3 separate regions of the Mus musculus genome follow, and regions 2 and 3 are each linked to region 1. Evidence: chromatin loops called from intact Hi-C (ENCODE). Cell type or tissue: heart. All regions are shown on one strand.

What was found. Peaks named below come from ENCODE experiments on the same cell type or tissue, not always from the same donor. Only the 100,000 strongest peaks of a DNase experiment are listed, where the experiment ranks them.
Region 2: it touches region 1 in a loop (2.9-fold over the local background); 8 of 42 quality-filtered maps call a loop at or near these places.
Region 3: it touches region 1 in a loop (4-fold over the local background); 2 of 42 quality-filtered maps call a loop at or near these places.

What each region holds. Positions count from the first base shown.
Region 1 is chr11:74,368,508-74,376,507 of GRCm38, forward strand. No RefSeq gene overlaps it. Among named protein-coding and RNA genes, the nearest start is that of Olfr412, 7.8 kb to the left of the region's middle. In heart, a CTCF peak has its summit at 3,386; no DNase peak of the experiment used is centred here; H3K27me3 peaks cover 1,204 bases.
Region 2 is chr11:73,277,717-73,285,716 of GRCm38, forward strand. Trpv3 (transient receptor potential cation channel, subfamily V, member 3) reads left to right here. Exons shown (of 18, transcript NM_145099.3): 3 at 12-116; 4 at 224-310; 5 at 1,200-1,354; 6 at 2,046-2,222; 7 at 3,958-4,098; 8 at 5,877-6,157. Among named protein-coding and RNA genes, the nearest start is that of Trpv3, 14 kb to the left of the region's middle. In heart, a CTCF peak has its summit at 3,979; DNase peaks (open chromatin) are centred at 4,075, 5,935 and 6,875; H3K4me3 peaks cover 854 bases; H3K27ac peaks cover 384 bases.
Region 3 is chr11:73,046,440-73,054,439 of GRCm38, forward strand. Ncbp3 (nuclear cap binding subunit 3) reads left to right here and starts at 1,428. Exons shown (of 13, transcript NM_025818.3): 1 at 1,428-1,643; 2 at 3,420-3,485; 3 at 6,984-7,089. The coding sequence starts at 1,461. In heart, CTCF peaks have their summits at 1,321 and 3,098 (motif pointing left); DNase peaks (open chromatin) are centred at 1,382 and 3,092; H3K4me3 peaks cover 2,233 bases; H3K27ac peaks cover 1,449 bases.

The sequences.
Region 1 (8,000 bases):
GTAAATGGGTAAATGAGCAAAGAAATACTCAAATATGTATGTATTTTTTTCCAAGCAACTAGAAACTGGAAGAGTAGCTATGTTTACATCAGACAAGTAGGTCAAACAAAAAGTCAAACACTATAAAAAGAGACAATAAAGGCCTCTTAAATGATAAAGAGATGACTTTACTAAAAGACATACAGCTGTAAATATCTGTGCACATATCAGAGATCTAAATGCATAAATCAATTGTTAAATGACTTGAAGGAGAGAGATTGTAACCATCAGAGTCCCTGAACACCCCACTCTTAGCAATTAGAAAACATCAGAAGATGAACCCTGGCCTTCCTGTTAGCCACTTTGCTTGTCTCAATGACAAAACAGAATACCTGACAGAAAAAAAAAAACTCCAAGGAGGGAGGATCTATTTTGACAGTTTTGGGGCTCTTAGACCACCATGGCAGGGGAGGCAGGCAGCTGGGGCAGCTCCAACCAAGACAGTGAGAGCACAGGGTGTTCACATCAGGACACAGTGAGAGCCCAGGTTAGCCCAAGGAGGACACCTTCTTCAAGGCCTGTCCTAGCCATACTGCAGTCCCACTCTTTGGGGGACTTTCCATTACTTTCCAAAATGGCATCATGAGCTACTGGCCAGATATTCAAACATACGCCTGTGAGGACCATTTTACATTCAAACCACACAGATTGACATTTCACTTTAGGCTAAATGGATCTAGATCTATCCAAAGCTGTCTATCCATGGACAGCAGAATGTATATTGCTCTAGAGCTTGGTTCCCGTTTGTGTGAACTCACCCTGGCTAACTCGGTCTCTTTTGTTCTTCTAAAAGGAAACACCTGAGATTGAGCACTTTATTTTAAAGAAAAAAGAAGAGAAGAGGAGAGGAGAGGAGAGGAGAGGAGAGGAGAGGAGAGGAGAGGAGAGGAGAGGAGAGGAGAGGAGAGGAGAGAAGAGAAGAGAAGAGAAAAGTGCAAGGCTGAAGAGATGTGGGTCAGTGGTTAAGACTATTTGATATTTTTCCCAAGGACCAGAGTTTGGTTACTAACACTCACAGTGAGCTGCCTATAACCATCCATAGACCCAGGAGATCCTGTGCCCTCTTCTGGCTTCCATTGGCACCTGTGCACACATGGTGTACATTCACACACACACACACCCACACACACACACACACACATTTAAAAATGAAAATAAATCTTTTTAAATACAGAAGTCATTTCTCACAGTCTGGAAGCTGGAAAATCAAAGACATTGTAGGGGCCAGTCCCTCAGAGTCAGTACAAAACACACCCAGACACCAAGTTCCCTGCACCAAGGAGATTTATTTCCTAGGAAGGATGGGGGTGAGGGTGCTAACTCTACATGGTACAAACGAAGTAAGCAGGTGTGTCTACAGGAGTGATGTTTAAGAAGAAAGGGGGAAGTCTGAGCAAGGATGAGTTAGTAAGTCCTCATTGGCCAGGTTAGCCATTATAGCCAAGTAATGAATTTTGATTGGTGGACCTGGGTGTTTAGTTTCAGGAATGACTTTGGAGTCTAGCTTTGGGAATCTGATTAGCAAGGGAGAGAAAGGAGAGAAGGTAAAACCTGCCAGCTCCCATTCTTGCCATGCTCCTGCCTGTTGAAGACCCACTCAATGCCAATTACTGAACTGGGTTTCCTTGCTTCCAAGATTCTGCCTTACGCATCTGTGCTGGCTGGTTTTGTTTATCAACTTGACACAAGCTGGAGTTATCACAGAGAAAGGAGTTTCAGGTGAGCAAATGCCTCCATGAGATCCAGCTGTAAGGCATTTTCTCAATTAGTGATCAAGGGTGGGGGGCCTCCTTTGATGATGAACAGCAATGTGGAAAGTGTAAACTGAATAAACCCTTTCCTCCCCAACTTGCTTCTTGGTCGTGATGTTTTGTGCAGGAATAGAAACCCCAACTAAGACAGCATCCTCCAAAGGGAAGAAATGCTGTGACCACATACTGCAGATGTGTGAACAGGAGAGCTCTCTGCTACATAAAGATTCTTTTATATGGGTCTTAAGCTCATTCACAAGAATTCTTGTTACCTGATCCCCTTAGAGGCCCACCTCTTACCACTACACGTTGGCCATTACGTTTAAACACACAACTAGAGGGGAAATACTCAGACCTATCATCAACCCAACAGGGAGGTATTAGGATGTTCTAGGTGAGGTTAATTACACATTATACATTACAGATCACACGTTATTACACATTATGAACTACACATTATAGCCCCACCTTGTTTAGTCACCAGATGTGGGGTATCCTGGGAAAGGAGTGGTCTTTGGGAAAAAAAGGGCTCTGAAACCAAGGCAAACCCTTAAGGAAAGGACCCCCAGCGGCTGTCCACTGACCATTCTTGCCGCAGCTGCACAGGGAGTCCAATGTGTTGGACTGTTGCTACTGTTGTTCTCTTGGGGTGCGGGAATTAATTTGGTTTTGAACAGAGTCTCACTATGTATGCCAGGCTGATTTCAAAGTCATGATCCTCCTGCTTCCGCCTCCCGCGTGCTGAAAGTACAGGTGTGCACCACCACAAGTAGCTAGAAAGTCCTGAAGTGAAAACTGTCTTTAAAGGGCATCTCCATTTCCCTGTGGATATGTGTGGGTAAAACTGTCATTAAAACTCTGGGTATACAAAAAACTAATACATCAACTTATCAGTGGCAACCAAGTCTCCTAGAAGATTGTCCACAAATTATGTGTATTATCGTTTCTAATAATGCACATAACATCTAAACATCCATAGATGTTTCTAATGTGCCTGTCTTGCTTTACTTTGTTTTTTCCTTTCTTTCTATGGGTATGGGTAATTTGACGGCACATATGTGCACCACCCAAGTAGAGGCCAGAGGAAGGTGTGAGGTTCAACCTGGAAAAAGCAATCATTGTTATTAACCTCCATAGACCATCTCTTCATCCCAAAATATGCTTGATTTTATTGGATCTAAATCTTGGATACCGGGAGCCTAAGAGGATCTGTCTCAGGCTGGGAGATCTGAATGGACTTCAGTCACCAGCTCTCTTCCTCCCCACCGAGCGCTGTACCCTGGGTCAGGGCACAAAGAGCCCTACTAGGGTCATTTTCCACAGGAGGCGATGTGCTGAGTCCCTCAAACCGACTCCAAGATGAGCTGTTTTCTTGGAACCCTCTGGCTCTCACCCAAATAGCCTTAGTCTCCGCAGTGCCCCCCAAAGTTTCAGAGCGTGGAGGACCTCGGATCATCAGAGGAACAGACCAAAGAGATAAACACACCCTGAAGGACAGCCTAGCGCAGAAGCAGTGGACAGAAAAACCGGGAGCTCGCTGACCAGACTGGAGTTCGCATCCTCCAGTTCTACAGTCTTCGTGCTCCATCTAGCGGCGGCTTCTGGAATCGCGTGCGTTTTAAATAAAATTCCGCGGCTGTAATCCAAGATTCCAGAAGGAAGTGCATAAAGGCTGCAGATCCTCTTCTGCTCGACCCTACCCCACCTCACCCTACCCCCCAGTCTCTGACTCTCCCTAAAATTAAGTCATTCTTCCCCACAATGACCAGCTGGTGCCGGCTCCCAGCAATCTGCATTCTCATTCGCAAAAGCATTTGATACAAGGATGTAAAATGAAATCCAAGATGATTAATTCTAGGATTACGTTGGGGAAATAATATATAAACACGACGACCTATCAGTCCTTAGACCACCAAAGTCATTTGATGAAACAGCACTCACTAGTGATTGGAAAAACAAAAATCTCTGTAGTCGAGGAATTAAAATAATAAAAGCTTTAAAAAACAATCAGCACCCCTCCACTGCACCAACTCCTGCCTCCAGGTTTCTGCCTTGGTTGAGTTCCTGTCTCGGCTTCCTTCAGTGATGAACTACCGTGTGAAAGTGTAAGCTAAATAAACCCTTCCTCCCCAACTTGATTTTGGTCATAGCATAGAAACATAGGTCGTTGTGTTTCTTCATAGCAATAGCAGCCCTAAGACATCTTTATCCCCAAGATGTTATAATCCCAAAAAGTAGCCACATTTACTATTAGAAACATTAAAATGATTGTGCAAACTGTCTTTCTATGGGCGATTATGACAATGGGAGAAAGATGTCCCTCCAGATTCATTTGCATGTCCATTATAATTATGGTTATTATTTATTTGAAACTTGCAGAATTGTAAAATGACTCCGAGAGAATCCGAATCAGAGAACCCAGGAAGGTGTGTCCAAGACAATGCAGTTTTCATTGAAGAACAAATTATTCTCCTTCTCATGTCACTTGAATAAAATATCCTTCCATCCCTCAAGGCATTGTTAGCTGATTTTTCTATTTCCTGTAGCTGGACATAGTCTTCACAGATTCAACAGATAGTTTTGAATACACAAGAGTTTTCTTCTAATTTTCATAGAGAATAGAAAGAGCCAGGTGTCCACAACAGGCAGAGGGAGTATTTCCAACATAAAGACTAAACTAACAGCCCCCTTACTTACAAATTACACACAGGCACACACCCACCACCACCACCACCAGGAAGGAAGGAAGGAAGAAAGAAAGAAAGAAAGAAAGAAAGAAAGAAAGAAAGAAAGAAAGAAAGAAAGAAAGAAAGAGGGAGGGAGGGAGGGAGGGAGGGAGGAAGGAAGGAAGGAAGGAAGGAAGGAAGAAAGAAAGAAAGAAAGAAAGAAAGAAAGAAAGAAAGAAAGAAAGAAAGAAAGGAAGAAAGAGATTTATGACAACAGGAAATGGAGATGCGTAGGAAAAGAAATGCCTGAACATAGAAAAAAAATGTTCAGACACATTCATGAGTTTTATAAAATGTAAATTAAAACTGTGATAAAAATACTTCTCAGGCAAAGACTGGCAAGTTTATTGAAGGTGGGATAAATAAGGTATTTTCATACCCTGTGAAGAGATGTATTCATATAGCCACCTGGAAGGACAGTTCGGCAAAAGAAAGCAGTCGAAATACATATACATTTTATCACAATACTACTACTTCCAGGCATTGATCCGACAGGTGTGCTTGCCTACATATGCAAAACCATTTACAGAGAAATAGTATTTCAGAGGCACTACTTGTAGTCACAAAGGGTTGAGAGGGAAATAGTTAAATAGCCACATATGCATCTATGAAATGGAACATCATCCAATTATTTCAAATAATGAGGCACAGCTATAATCACTCCCGGCATCAGGAAGCTGAGGTAGGAGGATTGCCACGAGTTCTAAGCCAGCTTAGGCCACACAGCGAGTTCCAGGACAGTCTGGGCTACTCTGCAGAATCCTGCCTTAACTAAGTTGGAAAATGAACAAAACAGCCAGGTTTCAAGTCAGCAAGAAGGCTGTGGTTGGGCAATGGTAGCGTGTTTGTTGTCCTGGCTAGTTTTACATCGACTTGACACAAGCTAGAGTCATTTAAAAAGGAGGAAAACCTCAGTTGAGAAAAATGCCTCCATAAGACCCAGCTGCAGAGCATTGTCTTAATTAGTGGTTGCTGGCAGGGTTGGGGGGGGGGGGGGCAGCCCATTGTGGATGGGGCCATCCCTGAGCTGGTGATCCTAGGTACTGTATGAAAGCAGGCCGAGCAAGCCAGGAAGAGCAAACCAGTAAGCAGCATCCCTCCATGGCCTCTACACCAGCTCCTGCCTCCAGGCTCCTGCCCTGTTAGAGTTCCTGTCCTGACTTTGATGATGAACAACAGTATGAAAGTGTAAACCAAATGAACCTTTCTTCCCCAATTTGCATTTTGGTCATGGTATTTCATCACAGTAGAAACCCAAACTGGTATTTTACAATTTCAATATTATTTCAACAGCTTTAGTGATGTTTCTACCCGCTAAACATCCAGATATGTTTTTAGGTTATCAATATAATTCAGGTTCCCACTAACACTCTATAATTAAGAAGCAAAAATCTACAAACTCCAATTAGAAATGTGTTCACAATGGCTCTTTAGCTGCCCCCTCATCCATTGGGTGATTTGTGGCTACTCTGTGTCCTAACCACTGGCTGGGAACGATTGATGCAGTGAGAGATGCTCACCCACTGTTGTTGGGCCAACCAAACTCAGTCTGATGAGACTTAGTCTAGAACCAAGTACTGTCTGCGCTGTTCTCTTAAAGATAAGAACTGTGGACTATGAGTTAACAAAAACAGTGTGAGTGTGTGTGTGTGTATGTGTGAGTGTGTGTGTGAGTGTGTGGGTGTGGGTGTGAGTGTGTGGGTGAGTGGGTGGGGGTGGGTGGGGGTGTGAGTGGGGGGGGGTGAGTGGGTGTGAGTGGGTGAGTGTGTGTGTGAGTGTGTGTGTGTGAGTGTGTGTGTGAGTGTTTGTGTGTGTGAGTGTGGGGGTGGGGGTGGGGGTGTGAGTGTGTGTGGGGGTGGGGGGAGTGTGAGTGGGTGTGAATGGGTGAGTGTGTGTATGAGTGTGTGTGTGTGTGTGTGAGAGAGAGAGAGAGAGAGTGTGTGTGTGAGTGTGTGTGTGTGACTGTGTGGGTGGGTGTGTGGGTGGGTTTGTGAGTGTGTGTGGGTGTGGGTGTGTGAGTATCTGTGTATGTGTGTGTGTATGTGTGGTGTGGTTGCATGTGTGCATGCGCACATGCATGTATGTGCTCAGATGCATTCACCAATGCCTGTATATGAAGTTCATCTTTCTCTATTGGTCTCCCCCTTCTTGAGATGGGGTCTCTCACTAGACCTTGGTACGGCACTTTGGCCATGCTGGTTGCAGTCCTCTCTGTCCCCTGGTGTTACCCTTGGCTATTTATGATGGTGCTGAGGATCCTAACTCGAGTACTCATATTTTAACAGCAATCATTTTACCCACTGAGCCAGCTCCCCAGTCAAAAAGGCTTCTTCAGAGAGACGTTAAGAAGCTGGTCTACCAGCCTAGACCCCATTACAAGAGAAAACCCCCATAGCAACTTGAAGGGTGATGGTTTAATATAAAGAATTATTAACTATAAACTTTAAAGACTGTCAGAACTGGCAACACAGCCGCTATCCCTAGAGTGGAAGAGATTTCCCTGGAAGAGCTGTCCCACCCAAGGACTGGTCCAGCTCTGCCTGGCTCTGCTCCTGGAGGGTAAACCTCCATGATCCACAGCAGCAGAGCTTACTAGGCATCTGTCTCTCTCCTCAGGGAGCTGTCTCACTGGGAGAAATGCACCTCCAGACCACTGGGAATGTGGAGACAAGGAGGGATTAGAGGATAAGCCAAGGGTCAGAGAGGGCTGCTAACCACTGTGCAGTCCATGAACTTTGCACTGGAGGGGCTGTGTGCAGGCCAGACTGGCCCTAAAGAAGGTTCTCTGTAGTAGGAGCCAGCCCTCAAGATGCAGAGAGTGCTACAGGAACCTATCACAGAAGCCCCTAAAAGTTTCTCTAAGTAGCACAGCAGATAGGGAAAAGACCTTTCAGCAGGCCCTCACTTGCACCTGGCTTAGAACACAGCCAACGGATCTGAACCCATTTTCACCATCTAGACAGTAAAGAGGGCATTTATCACTGAGGCTGATGTAGCTGGACTCAGGACTAGAACGAAGCTAATAGACGATTACATAGTTACTGTGTCTGAAAAAGCTTTCTAGCTGTCACAAGCCCATTTTAATAAATCCAACAATTCGGCTCAAACAAAACAAAGGAACAGAGGAAAACTGAAAGCAGAAGCAAGATGAGGACAAGAGGGATGCCACTTCTGTCCTTTCAATGCAAAGAGACACCTGCATCTTGTTAATAAATGCCCCTTTAAAGACTTAAATTAGTTTGAGCTAGTTTTGATCCCTATCACAAAACCATCCTACTAAATACTAGCTGTTAATAATGACGTCCTCAAATTAAAGTCTTAATAACAATAACACAAGTACACACACACACACAAATACACATACTCACACATAGATGCATGCACACACATATACACACACTTGCACATGCATACATGCAACATACACATACATACAAATGCCTGTGTATATACATATACACATATACACATACTCTCACATACA
Region 2 (8,000 bases), 1.1 Mb before region 1:
TGTCCCTTCAGTGCACACTTCTTCCTGGAGATAGAAGGATTTGAGCCCAACCCCACGGTCACCAAGACCTCTCCACCCATCTTCTCCAAGCCGATGGACTCCAACATCCGGCAGTGGTGAGTACTGGCTGCTGGCCCGAACACATGGCTGGGCCTGGTGGTGGCACGGTAGCACTGTCCATTTCTAAATTTGTCTTACTCTTGTCCCTCTTCTCCATCTCCAGCCTCTCTGGCAACTGTGATGACATGGACTCTCCCCAGTCTCCTCAGGATGATGTGACAGAGACCCCATCCAATCCCAACAGTCCGAGGTAAGTGTGCCCCTTCCCCTTATCTCACTAATCACAGAAGGGGTGGGGCATCACAGGGTGGACTGCACAGGAAAGAAAAAGAAGCCATCATCTCTGGAGAGTTGGGACAAACACCTGGAGTCCCAGGCCATGGTTGTGGCATGTGACATTTTGTAGAGCAGAGTGAAAGATCAGAAAATTATAAAATGATTTCTGTTCATTATAAAACATTCAAACAATACACAAAGAATAAGGACTTCAGCATAAACTACACAATTGTGTACATTTAAAATCCATTTACAAAAAAAAATTTATTTACACAGAACATTTTTGCAAGAACACATACAAGTGAAAGGAGACACATCTGCATTATAGTAATAATGGAGTGTGGGGGCAGGAGGCATAGATGGAAATGTTCAGATATGGAGATGAAAGGGAACATTCTCTTCCCTTAGTTCCATATTTCAAAGTAATGGCTACAATAGACATACATCCTTTTTTTGTTTTGTTTTGTTTTTTTTTTGTTTTGTTTTTCAAGACAGGGTTTCTCTATATAGCCCTGGCTGTCCTGGAACTCACTTTGTAGACCAGGCTGGCCTCAAATTCAGAAATCCTCCTGCCTCTGCCTCCCAAGTGCTGGGATTAAAGGCGTGCGCCACCACGCCCGGCTAGACAAATCCTTTTTGATCATCCCCATGTGTATGCAGGTGTATTCTGATCAAAGTGATTACATATGGATTGGAAGAGGAGCTTGACCAAACACAGAACACAAACATGGGCATCGGCAAAGATGTAGGAGGCATAGGAGTTGGAGCAGTGGCCCGGAAACTAGTAGCTCTGGTGGTGGAGAGGAAGAGAGTAGGAGTGGGAGGCGAATGCAGGATGAATTCACAATGCCTTCTGGTCTTAGCGCAAACCTGGCCAAGGAAGAACAGAGGCAGAAGAAGAAGCGACTGAAGAAGCGCATCTTCGCGGCTGTGTCCGAGGGCTGCGTGGAGGAGCTGCGGGAACTCCTACAGGATCTGCAGGACCTCTGCAGGAGGCGCCGCGGCCTGGATGTGCCTGGTCAGTGCCCGACCCTGGCATAAAGTGCAGGCCCCAGGGACCATGGTTGGGTTGGCTTGAACCCTGCTCCATCTCTTGTGGGGCTGGAGCATGAGGCACCTTGGATATTGGGATAGCAATCTTGTGCTTGACTTAGAGGACCACGGGGAGTCATGGATGGGTTTAGGCAGTAAGAGGGCGTGGTCTGGCTACTGTGTGGAGTAAATCTGGAGAGGGTTGTTGTTCTAAAGTGTTGGGACTCTGAAGCAGGCCTGGGGACTGGGGGAGGGGGGTGTTCCTCGGGCATTGACGGGAATTAAAGGCTTTGGGAGTCCATAGCTGTTGGGGGATCAAGGGGAGAAGAAGGTTGACGGGGAGGTGCCGAGATGCACTTTTAGACCACGAGGAGGGATATGATGGGGCACCAACATGGGCAGCTCGGCTTCAGGTGACATTGTCTTTCTGCCAGATGGTAGCGAGCCTTGAATAGCAAGCCAGGAAGGGAGCTGGAGGAGGACTGGGGAGAGGAAAAAAAGAGGATCTGGTAGCACAGGGTTGGGAGCCCCCAGTGCAGGGTAGCGGGCATGCTTCCAAGGTGTGAGGCTGCAGCTTCCACTGTTCCGTCCGTCCTTCCTGCCCCGCCTTTATCCTTGACTGTCTGCAGACTTCCGTCTGTCCTTCCTCCCCCGCCTTTATCCTTGACTGTCTGTAGACTTCCTCATGCACAAGCTGACAGCCTCAGACACCGGGAAGACCTGCCTGATGAAGGCTTTGCTCAACATCAATCCCAACACCAAAGAGATCGTGCGGATTCTGCTTGCCTTCGCTGAGGAGAACGACATCCTGGACAGGTTCATCAACGCTGAGTACACGGAAGAGGCCTATGAAGGTACCTGAAGGCAGAGGCAACCTAAGGGCAAGGGGAAGAGGTTGGGATTTCCCAAGGTGGGTGTGGCTACAGATACAGCCCATCTTGCCTCACAGAGGCACTTTGGCTATGGAGAAGTCAAATATGTAGCAGGCACCCATCTTAGCCTTTCTTTTCCCTGTAAATAATGCTGAGCGTGGGTGAACAAGTCAGGAAACCTTGATGCTTGTAAAAAGACGACTTTATATGGAATGTGCCAGGAACAGAAGTAAAGATGATGTAATGTGACAGAAAGTGACTGGGGTGAGCAACTGTACAGTGGTGGGCTTGACCAAAGCTTACCTGATGGGAAGGATTCAGAGCAGGGTCAGGGTCAGAGCCCCAAGATGGGCCAGGGCTTGTTGGATTTGACACTAGGAAGATGGCACGGCCTGGGGGTGTTATTCAATTGAGGAGAGCTTCCCTAGCATGTGCAAGACACTGTTAGATTCTCAAGAACCACAAAGCAAAGAAGCGAACAAAGAAGGAAGCAGAAGCCTGGAGATGAGGCTGGAGAGCTGGGTAGGGGGCCAGCAAAGCCAGCAGTCAGCCCTGCAGTCATGAATGATAGAAGCGGTCCCATTTCAGTCTGGTTTTGTGGAGCCAGGGAATATAATTTAATACCTTGTTTCCCTGACCAGGAAACACACTATGAACTGTTAACGGGCTATGCCCTGAGTCTCTGGAGTCAGTACACAGCTTGTCACAGTTACTAGGAGTGATTAGCTCATGATCAGCTGTCTTGCTGACATGCCAGGAGGTGTAAACACCTCAACTTTTCTGGGTGGGGGAGGGGCTCAGATAGGGGTCTTTAACCCTCCTCATGGGTAAAGCAATCTTGATTTATTATTTGAACTCTACATACTTTCACAAGGGAAAGTCATGGCACTATGGAGGAGGGGCGGGAACCCCGGGGAGGAATTGCTGTGATTGATGGCTGAACGAAAAGAGTGAAAGTGAGCCACATCCTGTTCTCAGTCTGTCACTTGAGAGCAGACACCAGTCCTGCGGAGGTTCAGACAAGTGTCTGAGGCTTACTTGTCCTGCCTCCCCCCACCCCTTCTGTGCTTTTCTTTCTTTTTGTTTATAGTTCAGGATCCTATGGCACAAGATCCCTTCAATTTTGGGGTGGCGGTCCTGGGAAGTGCTTGGACCATGGAGCTATATCCCCACCTCTTCTTAAAAACATTTGAGCTACAGTCTCACTAAGTTATTCAGGTTGGCCTTGAACTCACTTCACAGCCCAGATAGTCTTGATCTTCCTGCCCCTGTCTGCTGAATAACTGGGCCAATAGACCTGCCTAGTGAAATCCTTTTGAGGGCAAGTTTGGAGTTTGTTGCTCATGGTCGATTTCCCCCATGGAGAGGTTGAACACATTTTTGATAGAGTTAATGTACTAACCTTATTTGTCCCTGTAGTAAGGCTTTTCTGTCCTGGCCACACATCCTCCTTTTCAGCCTTCCCTAGCCTCTTTACCAAGCCCTTGCTGTTGCTTTTGCAGCAGGTCATGGGTACCCCTGCTCTGGTTTTCTCTGTTGCGGGGTGCAGCTCATTCCTGCTTTCCCAGAATTCAACTGGTATCAACAGGGTATCCCCATACATGGTATCTACACCCTTAGTATTTTCAGTCAGCTACTGCCACCTGGAGTCAAGGGGACTCCAAGATCAGCTTTAGGTTGTCCTAGGTCCTTGAGCACCCATGCCGGCTATTTACAGGGCAGACAGCGCTGAACATCGCCATCGAGCGGCGCCAGGGAGACATCACAGCAGTGCTTATAGCAGCGGGTGCTGACGTCAATGCTCACGCCAAGGGGGTCTTCTTCAACCCCAAATACCAGCATGAAGGCTTCTATTTTGGTAGGTGATGCCGCAGGAGCGGAAGATGGGGGAGAGAGGAGGAGGAGGGGCTTTCTGTCCTGTGCTCTGCTGCGACCAGCCCTACCACACAGGGGTGCTACAACACAGAGTCTCCTCCGTGCGCGCATGTGCATTACGACTGGGTTGGTGCTGAGTCAGGTGGAGGAGCCTGCCTGACAGTACTACCTGGTAGCAGTAGGGCTCACACCTGCAGAGAGAATAAAGACGTGTGTGTGTGTGTGTGTGTGTGTGTGTGTGTGTGTGTGTGTGTGTGACATCTGGACAGACTGGCAGAGTGAAGGGGGAGAATCCCTGACAGCGCAGCAATCCAAACCCAGTTTTGTTGTGTGTGTTAGAAAGATGTCCTTACAGGGGGAGCTTCTGTGTAAGCCTGAGGTTCCAGAACCTCCAGAACTTTGTGGTCAAACAAAAGGACAGACTCTGTAATGTCCTTCCTTCAAACCTGGTTTATTTACTGTTTCATTTCTCTCTCTCTCTCTCTCTCTCTCTCTCTCTCTCTCTGTGTGTGTGTGTGTGTGTGTGCGCGTGTGCATGTATGTGTGTATGTGTTCATGTACATGTATGTGTGTATGTTTTGGTGGGAGGTTAGAATTGGCACAAACATCTTTCCCCCTCTTCTGACAATGTTTACATTGCCTTTACAAATTCTTTGGGTTAAAAAAAAATGTGTACTTTAGGTATAGTGAAATCCACCCATTTTAGTGTACAGTTTTGTTACTTTTATGCCACCACCATCCCAGTCAGGATGGGTGGTTGGAAGCCCCACTGGGCCTGACTGTCACTGCTCTGTGTCTCTCTGTCTCTCTTGTGTATGTACGGTTTATACGTGAGGTGTATGTGAATGTGGGCACAGAGGACAGAGGGGACACTGGTGTTCCCTGCATTACTTTTCATCCTTTTCCCTTGAGTCAAAATGTGGTGGAACTAGGTGGGTGGCCAGTAAGCCCCAGAGACTTTGTCTCTGCACCTGTGCCAACCATGCCCAGCTCTCTACATGGGTGCTGGGGATTTGAACCCAGCTCCTCATGCTTGCACAGCAAGCAGTCTTACCCACTGAGCCATCTTCCCCACCTTTGGGTTTTTAGTCAGCAGGACCAGATGAGTCTGGGAATCTTTGAGGACAGCTTCTTGCTCGGTCAGTCATGTGTCCTCATTGCCCAGCCTAGGACCTAATTAAAGCCAGAGTTGGGAAACATTTGCTGGGTGGAATAAAGAGAGGGCACAGGTGGGAGTAAAAAGAGGGAGAAGAACCCAGAGTTTTGTCTGGGTGGGTGGAAGGGTTTATAAATCTAAATAGGGCATTGAGAGTGAGTCACCAAGAAGGTGGGATCTGAGCGAAGACTGGGAATGGTCAGCGCGGAGCAGCTGCAGGAAGCATAGCAGTGTATGCAAAGGCCCAGAGCTTAGAGAATGTCTCTTGTTGGAGTAAGGAGGCCATTGTGACAGGAGAGGTGTGAGCATGGGTGAGAGGATGAGAGAGAGGGCTTTGTGCAGGGTGCTGGGTAAGTGGGGGACCTAGAGGAGATGTTCTGCTCCTCTGCTGAGCAGAGTGTTGGAAAGTCAGTGGGGAGCAGGGAGCACAGGTGGCTATGGTGTAAACCCACTTCAGTCTTCACTGAGCAAAGGGGAGGTGGTCAGGGAGCCTCAGGGGTCAGTGCCGCTGTGATGGCCAGCATCTGGGCCTCTGGGACTGCGGCCTGGAGGATATTGCTTTTGGCCTATGAGAGGACTGAGCTCAGTCACTCCCCTCCCCCCAGGCGAGACACCCCTGGCTTTGGCAGCGTGTACTAACCAGCCTGAGATTGTGCAGCTGCTGATGGAGAATGAGCAGACAGACATCACTTCCCAGGATTCCCGGGGAAACAACATCCTGCACGCGCTGGTGACAGTGGCTGAGGACTTCAAGACTCAGAATGACTTCGTTAAGCGCATGTATGACATGATCCTGCTGAGGAGTGGCAACTGGGAGCTGGAGACCATGCGCAACAACGATGGGCTCACACCACTGCAGCTGGCTGCCAAGATGGGCAAGGCTGAGGTGGGGCCCCGCAGCAGATGTGGGGGCTGGGGAAACGTGGTGCACTTCTGAGGAGCCCACAGGGCTCCAGCCTCAACTCTGGGAAGGCTGCAGCTTAGGTCTGGAAGTGCAGTGGTGGCTCAGTGAAATCCAGCACGTGGGCCACCCCAAGACATCAATCCTGCACCCCTGAGTTCATGCTCTCTTCCTGGGACTTCCTAGGTGGGGCCAGACTGGGAAATCCCTGAGGCCAAGGTGATGCAATATCTCAGGTGCTTTGTGGTTGAGCATTCCTGAGTGGTGACACTCAACCACAGGCTGTGTGTTTGTCCTTCAGGCTTGCTTCTTGGGGGGAGGGCTGGGGAGGGGGCAGTGGTTCCAGAATGGCTACTCTGGGTCCACAGCCAATGGGCTTCTCCCTGGCAAATAGGAGGATCTTAGTCTGTTGGTCAGGCTTCTTCTCCAGCACAGTGTGGCTATATGGGCCCCTTTGCCTGTGTGATGTGGTCAAAGAACTCCAGGCTGATCTGAGCACCTTGGGAAGACCTAGGCTGGGACAGGCTGATGTGTTTCTCTGTGGCTGGAGCTGTGGTCTGGCTGATATAAGATTTCTTCTCAGGAAATGGATCTTGGGAGGGGAGTGTGGCTTCTGGGAGACTGTGGAAGAACACTGGATAGTTAGCATCTATTGAGCAATTCCAGCTGTGTATCCTTGTACCTCTCCTAGTCAGCTGCCCTGAGGTCAGGCCAGGCCTGGAGCCCACAAGGGACCTTTTTATTCCCTTGTAGAGGGTGGGGGTGGAGAGGGATGAAGAACAGCTTTAACAAAGGGAGAATTGTATGTCTGACCCCCCTCTCCTGCCACCCAGGGTCATAGCTTGTAGGGGTTCTGAGAAAAGTCAGAGGGTATTTGTGGGTCTAGTTTCTTCCATGAGCCTTTTCCTGCATGTCATTCTCTCCTCCTTGCCATCCCAGCCCAGGCAAGATTCGCTTTACAGGAGGCATGGCCCTGGGACCCCTTATGCCCTAGGGAAAAGTACTCTCGTCAAGGTTGGTCTAAGGAAGGTACCCACCCAGGGAGGTTCCTGAGTCCTCTCCTTTATTCAGTGTCTTGTAGAAAACTTTCCTGGATGTCACCCAAGGTGGCTGCCATACTGGGAGTAGAGAACTCAGCCATGACCAAGCAACAGGTCTGCCCTTGGGGCTCTTACTCACTGGGATGCAGGATCTGTAAGCCTGGACTGTGGTGGGAGACACAGTGGGGCTGTGTGAGAGTCACACACTGATGCTGTCCTCCCAACAGATCTCTCCTGTTGGGTTTTGGGTCCATGCTCCTGGATGCTGTATCCCAGTCTCGGGTGATTGATGAGTTAGCTTTCAGGAAGTGGAAAGATAGAGGGCAGTGGCTCTCCTGTACAGGGGACTCTTACAGAGAGCTTCATGAAACACTTCCCACGTTTTTCCCTGCATCTGGAGATTTAGTAGTTGGTTGTGTATTTTGAAACCTTCCCCAGGGACCCTAACATACAGCAGAGTTTGAGGTCCACTGACTTACAAGAGTGGGCTTCATGGTTCTCTTTGCAAAGGCTGGTGCCTGATGTCACAGCTTGTTCAGCCAGAGTGACCAGCCTGGCTGTAAAGTCTAGACTGAGGGTGGAATGGAGGAGCAGAGAAACAGAGAGCTTCAAGTCCAGGCCTCATGGAAATCACTTCTAAAAATGGTCAATTCTTGGATCCATTACTGAACTGGATCTCAGCTGGTTTTGGGGCCCACTAGCTGATGGTTTGGCTCTCTGCAGCATGCTAAAGGGCTCTCATATCTGTGAGAAGGCAAGAACTGTGAACTTCACCCCCATTTTTACAG
Region 3 (8,000 bases), 1.3 Mb before region 1:
GCCAGTGCTACATAGCAAGACTCTGTCTCAAAACAAGAGGGCTGGGGTAAAGCTCACTGGTAAAGGGCTTTGTTAGCATGCTCAAGTCTCTGGGTTGCATTGTTAATACAGCAAAAGAAAAACGGAAGGAAAGAAAGGAAGGGGAACAGGAGAAAAGAAAATACAATCCATTGTTTTAACCCAATTTTGTACTTTGCATTGCAATCAATTGATGGTACCATTCTAAGGAATTCCATCTTGTTTGTCCCATGGTACAGACCCATTTCAAGAAAAGCTTGGATGTACAGTATCACCTCTTTTGGATCTTACAGCCGCACATAACTAGCTCATTCGGTCCTTATATTCTTCTGTGGAGGTGTGTCACTGTTCTATGTTCTGATGAAGGAACTGAGGTTCCGTGCCATGCCCAAAGTGACCTAGTGTATCTGAGTCTTGTGATTTTTTTTTCTGTTTTAGAATGATTTGCCTTTCTCTGAAAAGATTTTTAGGGGCTCAGATATATGGTCTTACCTATTCCTGGTTCAGATTGGGAGATAGGTCTAGAAAGGGCTAACTAAATATGACACAGGAGGAGACACAAAATCAGGACTCATGACAGACAAGAAGTCCCTTCTTCAAGTCTGAACAAGCCTTTCCTCTTTCCCAGCCAGACTCTTACTAGGAACATTTGCAGGAAATCTTGCTTGTGAGTCTCTGATGAGTAGAGCTCCCAGAAGTGACAAAATGGGTCTAAGCTCTGGTTCTGCCCTTTGGGTAGGTCACTGTGATCTTGAAGCACCCCTCTTCCCCTTTTAAGATAGGATCTTCTGTAGTTTAGGCTGGCCTCAAACTAGCAATTGCCCCTTGGTGTAATTGGGGGATAACCTTCAGCCCCTAGTCCTCCTGCCTCTATCTCCCAAGTGCTGGGAATACAATCGTGTACCATCCCTTTCCAGTTTAAATGTAGGCAGGGTTTTACCTTGGATCCCTGGATGGCCTGGAACTTAGAGATGTGCCTGCCTCTGACTCCTGACTGCTGGGATTATAGGCATGTAACCCCTACACTGGGCCCTAGTTTAAAATTTTGACCACATAATATGGCTCAATTACTGGAAGACTTGACAGAGCCAAAGCTTACTACGGAAATAACTTTGTAAACGCTCAGATTGCCTAGATGATAGATCGCGGTAACCGCTCAGCAGTTCTTAGAAGTATAGTCCTCAAAGTGCAGGTATTTTGGAACCTCAGACGACGCTCCACCTCCATCACTGCTTCGTCCCGCCCCCTACCCCGCGAAGTCCCGCCCCAAGCCGGCCCCAGGTTCCTAGGTCACCAAGGGGGCGCCAGAGATAAGGACAGCTTTCTGGTAGAAACAGACGACGCTCTAGGTGATAGCGGTGCTCCTCTGTGGTCATCGGCGACGGCGCTCTAGGCGGCGGGAGTGAGGGGCGGGCTTTCGGTGGTGCGGCCGGCTGGCAGCTATGGCGGCCGTCCGCGGCCTGCGAGTGTCTGTGAAGGCGGAGGCCCCCGCTGGGCCGGCTTTGGGGCTTCCGTCGCCCGAGGTGGAGTCCGGTTTGGAGCGTGGCGAGCCGGAGCCCATGGAAGTGGAAGAAGGCGAGCTGGAAATCGTGCCGGTGCGGCGCTCCCTAAAGGAACTGCTCCCGGTACGGGCGAGAGGGGCGGGGGCTGAGGAGGTCGCCGGGCGGGTGTCCCTGGAGAGTCAGGGAAGGTGGCGGACGGCGGCACTGGCGCAAGTCCGGGAACGCGGGAAAGGGGCGCGAGCGCCGAAAGGCGGGGGCCGCGCATGACCCGGAGAGCGCCAGAGAGAAAGGACGCCGGGGCGCCCGGAAATGGGTGCAGAGAGCGCTGGAGAGGCGGGGGATCTCGGAGAGAGTTGGGGACACCCCTCTCGCTGCCCCTCGGTGGCCCCGAACGGAATCAGCTGTGTTTGGTTGGAGATAAAAAGGAGCCGCGGGCGGGAACAGAACCTGAATCAGCCCTCAAAGAAAGTGTTAGGTGCCGCCGGCATCCAGGTCTCCTGGTGGGTCCTCCTTCCCCGGCCGAGTTGGTGTCACTTAAACCAGCTCTCTTCGCTTGGGAGGGCTAGACCTGTCAAACAGCAGACACTCGTGTGTTGGTATTGTGGATGAGGGTCCTCACGTCCCCGCACCTTCACTGCGTCTACTCTCGGTGGTCCCAGCTTCTGACACACAGTGACATTTGATCTTTCTTTAACCACAGTGGGTCTGAGGAGTGTTTTGCCTGTGGTTTGGTAGTCACATGCCCCTTCTTAAAGCTGGTCTGAGGCCTGGATAGCTCGGTTTTCACATACAACGTGAACTCCCTGCGCCCCCTCCTTTAATTACATGATAGCAGCTTGGTTTTACATTTGAAGTTATGAGTGAAGGCTAAGGTAGTGATGACAAATGACAATACCTTTGGTGACAACATCTATAGGTTATAGTGGATAGTGTATAGGTCAGGTGTTATCCATTCAGTCAGTTTAACATGTTTATATCACACACCTCTCTGTGTGCTGGTGTAATCCTAGGTGCTTAAGAGCGAACTCCCTCTTGGTGTTGCCCTAGTAGGGGAGACAAGTAAATAGTTCCCTTTTGTATTAAGTGCTACAAAAACAAACACACACACACACACACACACACACACACACACACACACACACCCTGTTAATAGGATAAAAAGCACAGTGGCCAGGAGGGATGTGAAGCAGTTGGTGTGTGTTGGGATGCACAGGAAAGTCCCTTGAGATAGTTAGATTCAACTTGAACCCCAAATGACAAAAAGGGGCCGACCATGTCAGTTGGAAGGGAGTAATTCCTAGCGGGGAGGACAGCAAGCTCAGAAGTCTTAGAGATGGAAACAGGATTGTTTTGTTGGAGAAATGTTGGATTGTCTTAAGCACGAGAACAGAAGTCAGAAAGACAGGTATTGTGGAGGAAAGCAAGGCCTGGAGATTGAATGCAGAGTCCAGGGTATCAGCTGCAGTCCTGAGACTTTAGTTCTGTTTTTATCCCCTCCTTTCTTCATTGTATTAGCCTGTATTTTTCCCAGAGATCCAGGACCTGAAGCATTCTCCTGGAGGCATTTGCGCCACCTAGTGGCCTTTCGTGGGAAATGTGTCCAGTCTGGTTTGGGGAGTTATGTGACTATCTCATTTTTGACATTTTTTTCACAAAAGACTTTAGATTTTCATTTATATAGATACCCTGAGTTGACAGAATTACTTAATGTTATGAACAGGCTCCTGCCTGGCGTCTGGAAGCCTCTCTGTGGAGCCTCAGAGATAGACTTCCTCCTAACAAGAGTTGTTAAAATGGAGAAGAGTTGCTGAAAAGAATGACTTCCAAAAGGGCCAGTTGCCAGGTTGCCTTTTCTGTGGATTTTTCTGTCAGAGTTTGTCATCTTTCCTCTTCTGTTAGGACACAAGCAGAAGATATGAAAACAAGGCTGGCAGCTTCATCACTGGGATCGATGTCACCTCCAAGGTGAGACAGACTGGGCTATTGTTTGATCAGCAGATGGAGTTAATGAACTTGGTCTTTACCATTTACATTCACACAGCAGTAAATATCTTGCCTCATTTATTCTTTTACTGCTGATATATATCTCATCTATATATGATATGTATCTCATAGTATCACATATCTACATCTGTCTACCCAAGGATGTCCTTCTGTATCCAGAAGACATTCAGGCAGCGTTTGTGTGTGCTCGTCTCCATGAAAAGATAATCACTGTCCTTAGTTGCCTGTGCTCAATCCTTTCCAAGAAAGAGTTTGCACTGGGAATGCTTATTTTAATATTTATTTATTACTTAACATTTACTTATGTTTGATGGGGAGCGGGTGTTTGTGTGAAAGTGTGTGTGTGCTGTAACACTCCTGTGAAGTCAGAGGACACCGTCAGGTGTTGGTTCTCACCTCTCATCTTTTTTTGTTTTGTTTTGTTTTTTCCGAGACAGGGTTTCTCTGTGTGGCCCTGGCTGTCCTGGAACTCACTTTGTAGACCAGTCTGGCCTGGAACTCAGAAATCCTCTGCCTCCCAAGTGCTGGGATTAAAGGCGTGCACCACTACCACCTGGGTTTTTTTTTTTTTTTTTTTGTTTTGTTTTGTTTTGTTTTGTTTTCATCTTTTTTAATTTGTTTTATTTTATTTGAGGCAAGATCTCTCTGCATAGCCTTGGCTGTCCTGGAACTCACTATGTAGATCAGGCTGAACTTGAACCCACAGAGATCCGCCTGCCTCTGCACTTCAGGTGCTAGGATCAAAGGCATATGCCACTGCATCTGGCTTCTTTTTTTGTTGGTAGTAGTATTACGAAAATTATTTTCAAGTTTGTGTGTGAGTGATTTGCCTGCATGTATGTCAGTGTACCACGTTGAGAACGCGTGTGTGAGGCGCTCAGGAGTGGGCTTCAGTTCCCTTACGACTGGAGCTTCAGATAGTTGTGAGTTGTCCTGTGGGTACTGAGAACCAGGCCTGGAGCTCTGCAACAACAGCCAGTGGCTTTATCTGCTCGGCTGTCTCTCCGTCCCCTCCTGCCTTGAGTTTGAGGTATTCTCTCATCTCTGCCTCCTGTCTCCTGTCCTGCTATACGAGTGTAGAGTCACAGCTATGTGCCAGTGTCTGGCTTTTACATGGGGATCCAGATTCAGGTTGTCAGGTTTACATGGCAAGCACAAGCACAGCCACAGTCACGCCACGTCCCTGGCCTTGGGGCTGCTTACTTGGATGTCATTCGCACGCTTTAAAAACTGTTAACAGCACCCAGCATGTAACTGAGCCCTTAACGCATATCTATGGAAACACTGGCTGTCAACCTAGAAGAATAGGGTTTTCTAGTTGTCTGCCTGTCTAACCTTTGAGGGCCATACCAACTGAGTTATTCCCAGCATCTGACAATATTGTCTTTTGCTAAGTGATTGCTATTACCATTGTATCACCTCCATTATAATACCTCAGAGTGAAGCTTCTTAATTTCCATGTGATAAATTGTCAGTACATTGCTTTATTTCAGTTCAGACTTTTTTTTTCTTAAAGATTTATTTATTTTATGCATATGAGTACTCTGTCGACACACCAGAAGAGGGCATCAGATCCCATTACAGATGGCTAGAAGCCACCATGTGGTTGCTGGGAATTGAGCTCAGGACCTCTGGAAGAGCAGTCAGTGCCATCTCTCCAGCCCCAGACCTTTTCTTTCTTCCTGATTTAAATGTGTACTGTTCAGTTTGAAACAGATTTTTCAATTTCAGTTATATTTTTTATTTTATATATGTGTATCAGTGTTTTGCCTGCATATATTAGGTGCACCATGTGCATGCCTGGTGCCCATGGAGGTTAGAAGAGGGCATCAGATCTTCTGGACCTGGAGTTACAGACAACTGTGAGCTACACCATGTGCGTGCTGGGAACTGAACTGTCGTCCTCTGTAAGAGCCCTAAGTGCTTTTAACTGCTGAGCCATCTCTCCAGACCCAATTTATGATGTAAACAATAGTATATATTTATATATTGGATCTTTAAAAACAATAAATATAAGTATGCCATACATGGCTTTTTATAGTTTCTCCTTCTCCGTTTGTGTCAGATACTTAAAGGCCAAAAGAAAGAGCCGAGCATCTTCTAGTGGAGAAAATAGTACAAAGTGAATGTTCTCAGTTTCACTTGAGAAGAAGACTTCTTTCAACTTGGTATTATTTTCTAATATGTGAAACAGATACTGGGGAAAAGAATTTGGCTAGGAGCCGGGCGGTGGTGGCGCACACCTTTAATCCCAGCACTTGGGAGGCAGAGGCAGGCAAATTTCTGAGTTCAAGGCCAGCCTGTTCTACAGAGTGAGTTCCAGGATAGCCAGGGCTACACAGAGAAATCCTGTCTTGAAAAACCAAAAAAAAAAAAAAAAAAAAAAGAATTTGGCTAGGAGATTTACTGGCTCAGTCAGTAAAGTGCTTGCTGTGGAAGCATAAGAATTGAGCTCAGATCCCTAGCACCCATGGGTTTTTTGCTTGTTTGTTTGTTTTTTTAATTCAGAGCAGTGTGTTTGTATCTGTAATCGCAGCATTAAGAAAGACCTGCTCCCCCATCCTCAAATGCACACATCTGTTCCTACCTATACACTAAGCACATACACACAAATTGAAGAGAGTAGATTGTTGTTTGTGCTAGGAAGACTTCAGTGGGGGAAAAAAATGAGCCTAACCATTAGGAAATAATAGAAGCATGCTGCTTCCTCATGCCCTCAAGCTGGTTTTAGTCAGGCCTTCAGTTGCAGTTACTGAAGGGCCCTTGAGAGCCATCAGAAAATCATAATTGGACCTGAATTTATTTTCACCTTTGGAAGAAATTTACAAAGTTTTTCCAGCAGTGTTGGTGTCTTTGTCACTTACAAAGGAAAACAGGCAATTCCATGCACATAAGGCTGGAATAGAGGAGACTATTTTTGCTCTGGTGTTATTTTTAAATGGGGGTGTGGCTTTTAGGGAGTGGACCATTCAGGCATACATAATGTGGAAGAGCATAATAGGTGTGATTACCATGCCCACAGACAATGTAAAGTGATAATGGTAGTTGTGGGGTTCCTGGAAATAGCACTGGATCAGATCTGCCCTTAGCTTGAGGAGATATTTTCTGCAAACCTTCTTCCGTTTTTTTGTATCTTCATTTCTGCACTAGGAAAATTGAGAAGGTTAGGTTATTTGTTTTAACTTCTTGGTGTGATTGTTGGTGATACATGAAATATCAGAAAACTTTATAAACAAGTATTCACTGACTTCTTGACTTCCTACTATGTTCTGGGTACAGTCATAGGTTTTGATAGAATGGAAATGATTTCAGCAGGGTTACTGTATGCTATGCATGTCCAGTTTTCTGCAAAACACATTCAAGGTTGCTTATTGTGATTTATTTGAAGGTTGCAGCATGTTTATGATTTAACTTTCCTCGTCCTCCCTTTCCCTATTTGCCTCTTTTTTAATTTTCTAGGAAGCAATTGAAAAGAAAGAACAGCGAGCCAAGCGCTTCCACTTTCGAGCAGAAGTAAATCTTGCCCAGAGAAATGTAGCCTTGGACCGAGACATGATGAAGAAAGGTACAGTGTGTTTGGGGGAGATTTTTCATCCTGGTTCAAGAGTGACTTTCCCTGCCGTTGTTTCACGATCTTTCTGGCTTTGTCCTGTATGTCCGGTCGTCATCCAAATACCCAAGAGGAAGGGGTTCTAACATCACCTTTGTAAATGTGAGACGCTGTCAGATAGTTCTCGGTTAGAGCTAGAAGAGTGGAACAGAAGACAGGGTCAGGGAGGCTGTGTCAGAGGGGAGCCGTGCATCCTTACCTCGGAACCTGCTCCTCTGCTTTCATCCTAGTGATGTTAGTTAGCTGTTCCTTGCCTTTAAGAAGAGTGGACGGGCTTCACTCTGAAGCTTTCTTTTAGGGCACTTGGAGCTCTTTTGGAGCAGCTGGGATTTTTATTGGTAATAATGCATGGTACATGCAGGCCTCTCAGTACTTATTCTCAAAGAGACCTAAATCAACTGTAGCCTATTTTATTAAGGTATTTTTCTCCCTAGAACTTATAGCAAGGCAGTTGATAGTGGTGGGCTTTTTTTCTTTCTTTGTGGTGCTAGGTGTAACTCTGAGACTCACTCATGCTAATCAAGTCAAGTCACCACATCCCAGCCCAATTACTACTTTTCTGTTTGCTTGCTTGAGGCAGCGTCTCATGGAGCTCAGACTGATTTCAAACTGAAGATGATTTTAAACTCATGGTCTTCCTGCTTCTACCTCCCAAGTTCTAAGATTCTAGGGGTGCACCATGACTCTCTAGCAAAGCAGTTTTTAAAAGGAGCGCTCAATAGAGTGAGCCTACAGCCTACATCCTTCTCACTGCCTTCTTCTGTAAGTCCATGAACACCCCGACAGTCCTCTCTGTGCATTTGTAAATATTGGTGTTTATGAAGGGCTCAGGAGGCAGCCTTCTGACTGCGTGTTGAAGCTCTGGT